Linked DNA regions of Homo sapiens: region 2 is linked to region 1. A link is a contact called in ENCODE Hi-C or POLR2A ChIA-PET data. All regions are on one chromosome and are shown on one strand. Each heading gives the region's core, a stretch centred on a gene start or an enhancer-like site at or near the end of the contact. The rest is flanking DNA. Distances are from core to core; before and after follow the strand shown. Region 1 overlaps COL28A1 (collagen type XXVIII alpha 1 chain). Region 2 holds the start of ICA1-AS1 (ICA1 antisense RNA 1).

Region 1 (3,040 bases), core at 459-2,958:
TACAAATAACACATACACTAACTGCGAGCTAAAAACAAGGGAGGAGTCTACTTTGATTAAGAGAGATTTAAGAGCTATTTCAATCAAATGCAATGTGTGGGCATGATTTGGATCCCAATCCAAACAAACCAATTGCAGCAAATGGGTAAGACAAGCTTGGAAATGTGAATGCTGGATATTTGCTATATTAAGGAATTGTTCATTTGTTTTAGGTTTGATAATAGTATTGTAGTCAAGTTTTTAAAAAGAGTTCTTACATTTGAATGACAAATGCTAAAGCTTTATATGGATGATGTCTGAGGATTGCTTCAGGATAATGTGGTGAGGGGAGGAGTGAAGAATATAGCTAAAACAAGATCAACTATGTGTTGATAATTGTTAAGGAAGTGTGATATGTAAATGAGAGTTCATTTCACTAGTCTTTCCACTTTTGTGCATGCTTAATTTTCATAATTGTTTTAATACAATTTTTAAAAATCCATAAACAATATCCAGCAAAAGTCTCTCCAGTGAACCTGAGATAGTGTTGCTGTAATAGACCCCCTTAATAATAATTCATGATTTTAAAGATATTAAAACTGGGCAAAGGGGAGGAGCACACAGGTAGATTCAACATCATTAGAATTTACATCTGTCGTGTGTATTCTTGGGATGTACCAAATGTTACATAATTTTTTTTTTAACATAGGGATACGGAGAGAAGGCAAGATTTTTTTTTAACAAAGTAGTATGTTTTAAGAAAAAATTTGACACTGTAGTATTTAATTCATGATTTTTTTTGTGTGAGAATGTTAGCTAAAACCTCCCCTCAACTAGTATTAATTACACTAATACCCACACATGGGAAAGCAAGCGGGAAAAGCAGTTAAAATAGGTCCATAGTTTACCTCAGGCCAGCCTTGTCAATGCTCAGTGTTGCTATTCATTCTCTCCTTCACAGTCTCCCTTATTCACGTCCCCCTAACCCTCAACCTTTGGGAGTATCTGAAGGCCAACTGCAGTAGGACAGCTGACCCTGTAGATACCTTACTGTTCTCTCTGTCCCGCAGCCTCAGCCAATGAATTTAAGATGTGTTCCATGTCATCTGTGGTCCTTCAGTGTTCACCTAAAACAAACTGTCCATCCTTATCCATATAATTGTTGACATATAGCTATGTTTCACATATCTAAATAATCTTTTGTATCTTTCAAACTACGGGAAAATAATGACTTATAGCAATGCTTTTGTGAATCTAATAGACTTTAAATCAAGTCTTAACGTTCTGCAGATATTAGAATTGGTCTGTAACACGGCATGAGAGTTGTTCCTCAGTGTATATGTACCATACTTTGATAGATGGGAACATTAGGCATTTAATGATCTGAGAATCCACAGAAGTAGTGTCTCTCCACTATGGTGGGGTCTTTGAAAATGATCTTTTGTGGTTCCATGGGCCGTGTGTCCATGTTAGGCCACCACACCTGGTAAATGTGAGCAAGAGAATTGCGGACAGGTCTTGCTTGGCCATTTGACGGCACTGGTTTTGTCATAAGGCAGCACCGTAGGTACCTAAGAAGTGCGTTGACCTGTGATATTTTCAGATACACAGTTTATTGTCAGTGGATACAGCAATATTCACAAATAAAGGAATTACAACAGGTTGTCGCATAGCTGGACATAGCTTCCCACGCAACAGCTGAGGGTTGTTGGAGCCTGCAGAGGGAGCCCTTGTATTAGGAGATAATGAACAGACGTGCGAGCAAATTCTAGAGTCGCCATTGGTAACAACATCTATCACTTTCCTAAGATGACAGTCTTAGCCTTACCCCTAACCCCTGCACCCACTCTCTCAAAAGAAGAATAACGGACTGTTTAGATGGCATACCACTTCCTCTTGGCCCGCCAAAGGGATTCTAGATGGGAGATACTACTTTCATTTTCACAGGAAACGGCCAAATTCAGGACTGTCTGCAGTATTTGTGCATATGAACTTAACAAATGATTCAGTGAAGACCACCTAGACCATAACCTTGCAGAGTGGATAATTTTAACTCCTTTAAAAATACACATCATCTTATGATGGTTCTAAAACTCACACATTGAAGCTTTCCCTTTTTAAATGAAAGAAGAAAGAGGAGAGCAAACACATTCATTCATTTTCTCATTAGTAAATCTTCACTTTGGTTAATATTAAAACTATTATAATAAATAATAAATAAAAATAATACTTATTAAGTTTATTATGCAGCAGGAAGTTTTCATTCATTATCTTACCTGATCTTATCAACATCAACTTATTCCATTTTACAGATAAGGAAACTGAGCTACAGCAGGATACATGACTTGCCAAAAACCAGGCAGTCTGAAGCAATTCAAACCCAGGTATGACTCCAGAACCCATCTCCCATTTTGATGTGGACTGGGACTAGATGCAAGACGCTAACTTTTCCATAGACTTTCTTCCAGCTGTCATTTAATGCAAAGACCTCGGCTGTTTGGCTGTGAAACTGTAAAAGTCCTTTCCCTACATCGCCAGTCACACCCTCTCAAGGAGAAGAACATCCTGGATTATAAGATTCATCCTGTATTACACAGGTCCCACACGACCTGCACAAGAATCCAGCCCTCTAAGTCTTCCCGTCCCATTTTCCCTCCGTTGCTAATCCTTGGTTTTGCGGTTTACTCCAATGTGTTAATTGACTTCATTCCAGATCTCCTACCTATACCAGTTCTTAATCTCTCTTCTTATCCATCCTACAATGTGTGTGATTTGGCAGCGTGATGCATAAAATGGCTACTACCACTAATTATATTTGAATTTGTTAGGATTCATAAAGATGTTTTACATACATTAGTCTATTAATTTATCATAATAAACCTGTGAAGTAGGCATTATTATCCCAAATCACAGATAAGAATGCTAAGCCTCAGGGAGACTAAACGACTTGCTGAGGTCACACAGCTAATAAGTGGCAAGGTTTCAAGGTGGAGCAGTGACAAGGAAACAACCCATTATACCTTATGAGTTTTCTAAAAATATCAATATAATATTTGAGGAA
Region 2 (3,319 bases), core at 238-2,737, 840 kb after region 1:
ATCTAAAAATATATCTTTGGTTTGAAAACTTACTTAAAAGCATTTTTAGAGAGTGTGTGTTTTAAACAGGGGGTATGAAATTGCATCGGGAGCCTAGATTTCAAACTAAGCATTTCTTATTTCACTCCCTAACCACAGAACAGTTCAGATCTCAGATTCAAACCAGAGGGCCACAGAAACCAATTTGAGATTTTCCGAAGAGACTTCACTGAAACGTATGGACAAAAACATGTTTGCGATGAGTCATATTTTATAGGACCTTAATGGCCAATAAATGCCTTATGTGTCTTTCTTCCTACATTCAGTATCACTCCCAAGCAAGCTGGTGACATATTTTCCAGGCCTTGATAATTTTTATACCGTTACCAGATCTCGGTTACTAAGATTCATGAACAAAACCCTTTCTTGCGCTAATTTTTTAATGCCATCTAAATGAAGAGAACGCGATTCTTTCCAAACTAACTCTCCCCAACCAGGCAGTTAATGCCCTTCGCCAGAATAAGGGCGCGATACTTTTAAGACCCCAAAGAGAAGCTCAGGTGCTTTGGGGGTACTACAAGTAAAAAGACAGTGGGAAAGGTTCCTGGAGAGCCGCTTTGGGGGAAAGGCAGACATAACAACAGGATATGTTCGTTTCTAGAGGAAGCAGGAGCTGCAATAGCCCCGGAGCAGGAAAGGCGGAGTCAGCAGCGCCCAAAGGAAACGGGCGCGCCAGGGTTTGCTGGAACCGGGGTTGCTTAGGGGTTCTCGCCCCGTCTAGTCCGAGACTGCTGAGCACCTCGCCCCCGGGGGACCAAGCTCAGGCCTCCTGGCACTAGTGGTTATAAAGAGGTACCCATATGCTCTCTGCCGCCCCTGCCAAAAAAAGGGCCACGGAGGGGAAGAGAAAAAGCACACACCAGGCGCCGCGGCAGGTGAACTTGTCAACAAGTCAACCCTGGACGCAAGTCCCTGCCCACCAGGGAGCTCGGGGTCCTGGGGCCGGAGCCGCCGGGAAGGCGAGGCGCGCGGTGGGTGGGTGGGGTGGGCTGGCATGGGTGCCGGTGCTCCCAGCGCTGGGGCCGGAGCGCGGAACGCTTCCCTACCGCTCCCCCGGGGCTGACGCACGCTCTCACGGCGCGCGCATCCTCCAGACCTTCCCAGGCCGGAGGGAGGAGGGGAGGGGAAGGGGCTGATGCGGTTCCCGCACCGGGATCCGGGACCCGAGGAGGCGACTCGCCTATCACGCGCCGCCCGCGGAGGGCAGAGAAGGCAGCTCCTACCAGGCGTCCCCGACCGTCCCGGCTGCCGGGCGTCTCCTGCTGCTTCCTGCAGCCCGCCCGGCGCGCCCCCGCCCCGACCCCGGAGGGCAGGTACCTCGGAGCCCCGGCCCCCAGGAGCCTCCCGGCCGCGGTCGGAGCGTCCCTCCGGATCACTCATCCGACGTCAGCGTCAGCCGAAGGCGAGGGAAAGGGGCGGGGGGAGCGCAGGAACCGGCCCTTCCTGCGGCGGCCGCCACCAGCCGGAATAGCAACCGGCGGAGCCCGTGCGCACCGCAGCGCAGCGCAGCGGCCGGGGGGTGCGGGCGCCCTCGCCGCCCGGCTACCTACCGCCGCCTGGGCGCCGCCGCTGCCTCCCTTCCCCGCTTCTACCCTCCAGCAGACGCCCGCCGGAGCGACCCCTCCCAGGGTGACCGGGGGAAGGTGGGTGGCGTTGACCTCACCTTGCTTGGGGAGGGTCGGGGACTCGGGGAGTGAGTTTCTCTCTCTCTACTCCCCGGGGTCTCTCCTCGACCCCCATCTCCTGGGGTATCCCCCGCTCGGATCCGCCGCCCAGAGTGACCCCGCCCCTGCTCTCCGGCAGGTGTTCCACGTGGCCATAGCGTTTGCGTCACAATGACCTGGCGGACAGGTGGGAGCCACAGCGTACACCCCAGGGTTCCCTCTGTGCTGTGCGTAGTGCCTACTGCTTGCTTCCAGGTTAAATTTCTGTAGCTTTAGAGGACAGGAGACTTCATGACTTCACTGCCAAGAAAAGTTACAGAGGCCTGCTGTACCTGGAAATCAAGTTTGAGCTTCGAGAATAAAGGTCATGTTTTAAAAACAGCTGTGTATGTATAGGTATATGTTTTTCATTTCCATATATTTCTGTATCTTTTATTTTTAAGTTATTGCCATTTGTAGCAGTTTCATCTTCTCTTATCCTTTGTCACCAGGAAAGAACCAAACCATTGTTTCTAGAGACCCTGCAGTATACAGATCACAGGAAGAAAAAGTGTTGGCATAGCTGCTTCCTAATATTATCTATGTGGAAATGAAACCTCAATGTAGTATGACTTCATCCCTAGTTATGTTATACATTTATAAATAAGTTCATTCAGTCGTCGCTGAAACAATTTAAAAGGGCCGAATGATAGTTATTGAGTAATGATGCTGACGAATCAGAAATCCTGCGCTAACATGGATGGAGTGCTAGCTCTATGTCCGGCACATGCTGTATGCTTTATATTTAATCCTTACAGCAACCCAATACTGTAGATAAAATCATTATCCCGATTTCACAGATGAAGACACTGCCCAGAGTGCCATAAAGAGATTATTGAGCAGGGATTTGAATCTGAACCAGGAGACTTAGCTTAATCTCAAGATAGCATGGTGTCTTGCCAGAATGGATGGAGAAAAAGTATAGAATATGTTGACATTTTAATAGAAAGATAATAAGATACCTCCAGAAATTTACATAACCTTTAAAGTTATTCTTTGGGGATTCTGTTTGTCATAGATTTGAGCCTGTCCTAGTCTTAACACGAATTTTGGAGCTGAGTAAACATCTCCTTAGTAAGTGTGTATGAGTAAACAAATCATGAATATGGTCTACAAAATAGCAAATTGTTGAAAAGCTAAGATTCAGGAGAAATTTTCAGAGAGAAAAGCATTGCTTATATATATTTGGCTTTTATAAAAAAAAATTCAAACTAACGTGTTAACAACGCAAGCCAAATGATTTTGCTGTAAGAAAAAAAACCCAAAGCCTTTAAAATGAGAAAGTCTTCCTTACAAAAGAAAGATGATTAAGATATGTTAAGATACATTGATTCCAAGAACTGTAAATTTATGTGTAAAAAGCTATTATCGGGAGTTAAAAGGATAAAGAGATTATTATTCTTTAACAGAATGAAGTGCCGTAATGAACATCATAGGTGCCCGATAAATGTTGACTGAGCGTTATCATCAGTTAATTGAAGCATTGAGAAAGGACTAAATCACCTGAAAAGTTTTTCCTGACTCTGTAATGTTCTCCTTTCTACCAGTTACATGAAAACTTAATCAGAAGCCCCATT

What was found. A loop is a pair of places that touch in the nucleus more often than their neighbours do. ChIA-PET counts read pairs that join two places held with the same protein, here RNA polymerase II (POLR2A). Pooled maps may share reads with other maps.
Region 2: a loop to region 1 is called in a pooled map, with 2.2 times the contacts of the local background. The contact joins the promoter of ICA1-AS1 here to the enhancer-like site in region 1. A Hi-C loop is called at or near these places in 1 of 50 pooled maps. POLR2A ChIA-PET finds 5 or more read pairs at or near these places in 4 of 52 experiments (OCI-LY7, WTC11, activated naive CD8-positive, alpha-beta T cell and 1 more).

The regions. Positions count from the first base shown.
Region 1 is chr7:7,422,888-7,425,927 of GRCh38, forward strand. All of the region lies in intron 25 of COL28A1 (collagen type XXVIII alpha 1 chain), which reads right to left. Among named protein-coding and RNA genes, the nearest start is that of COL28A1, 110 kb to the right of the region's middle. Within about 2 kb of position 1,709, at least 5 of the 41 ENCODE cell types and tissues checked have a DNase peak (open chromatin) inside an H3K27ac peak, as active enhancers do.
Region 2 is chr7:8,260,738-8,264,056 of GRCh38, forward strand. ICA1-AS1 (ICA1 antisense RNA 1) reads left to right here and starts at 1,488. Exons shown (of 6, transcript NR_125740.1): 1 at 1,488-1,682; 2 at 1,843-2,089. ICA1 (islet cell autoantigen 1) reads right to left here and starts at 1,430. Exons shown (of 14, transcript NM_001136020.3): 1 at 1,357-1,430.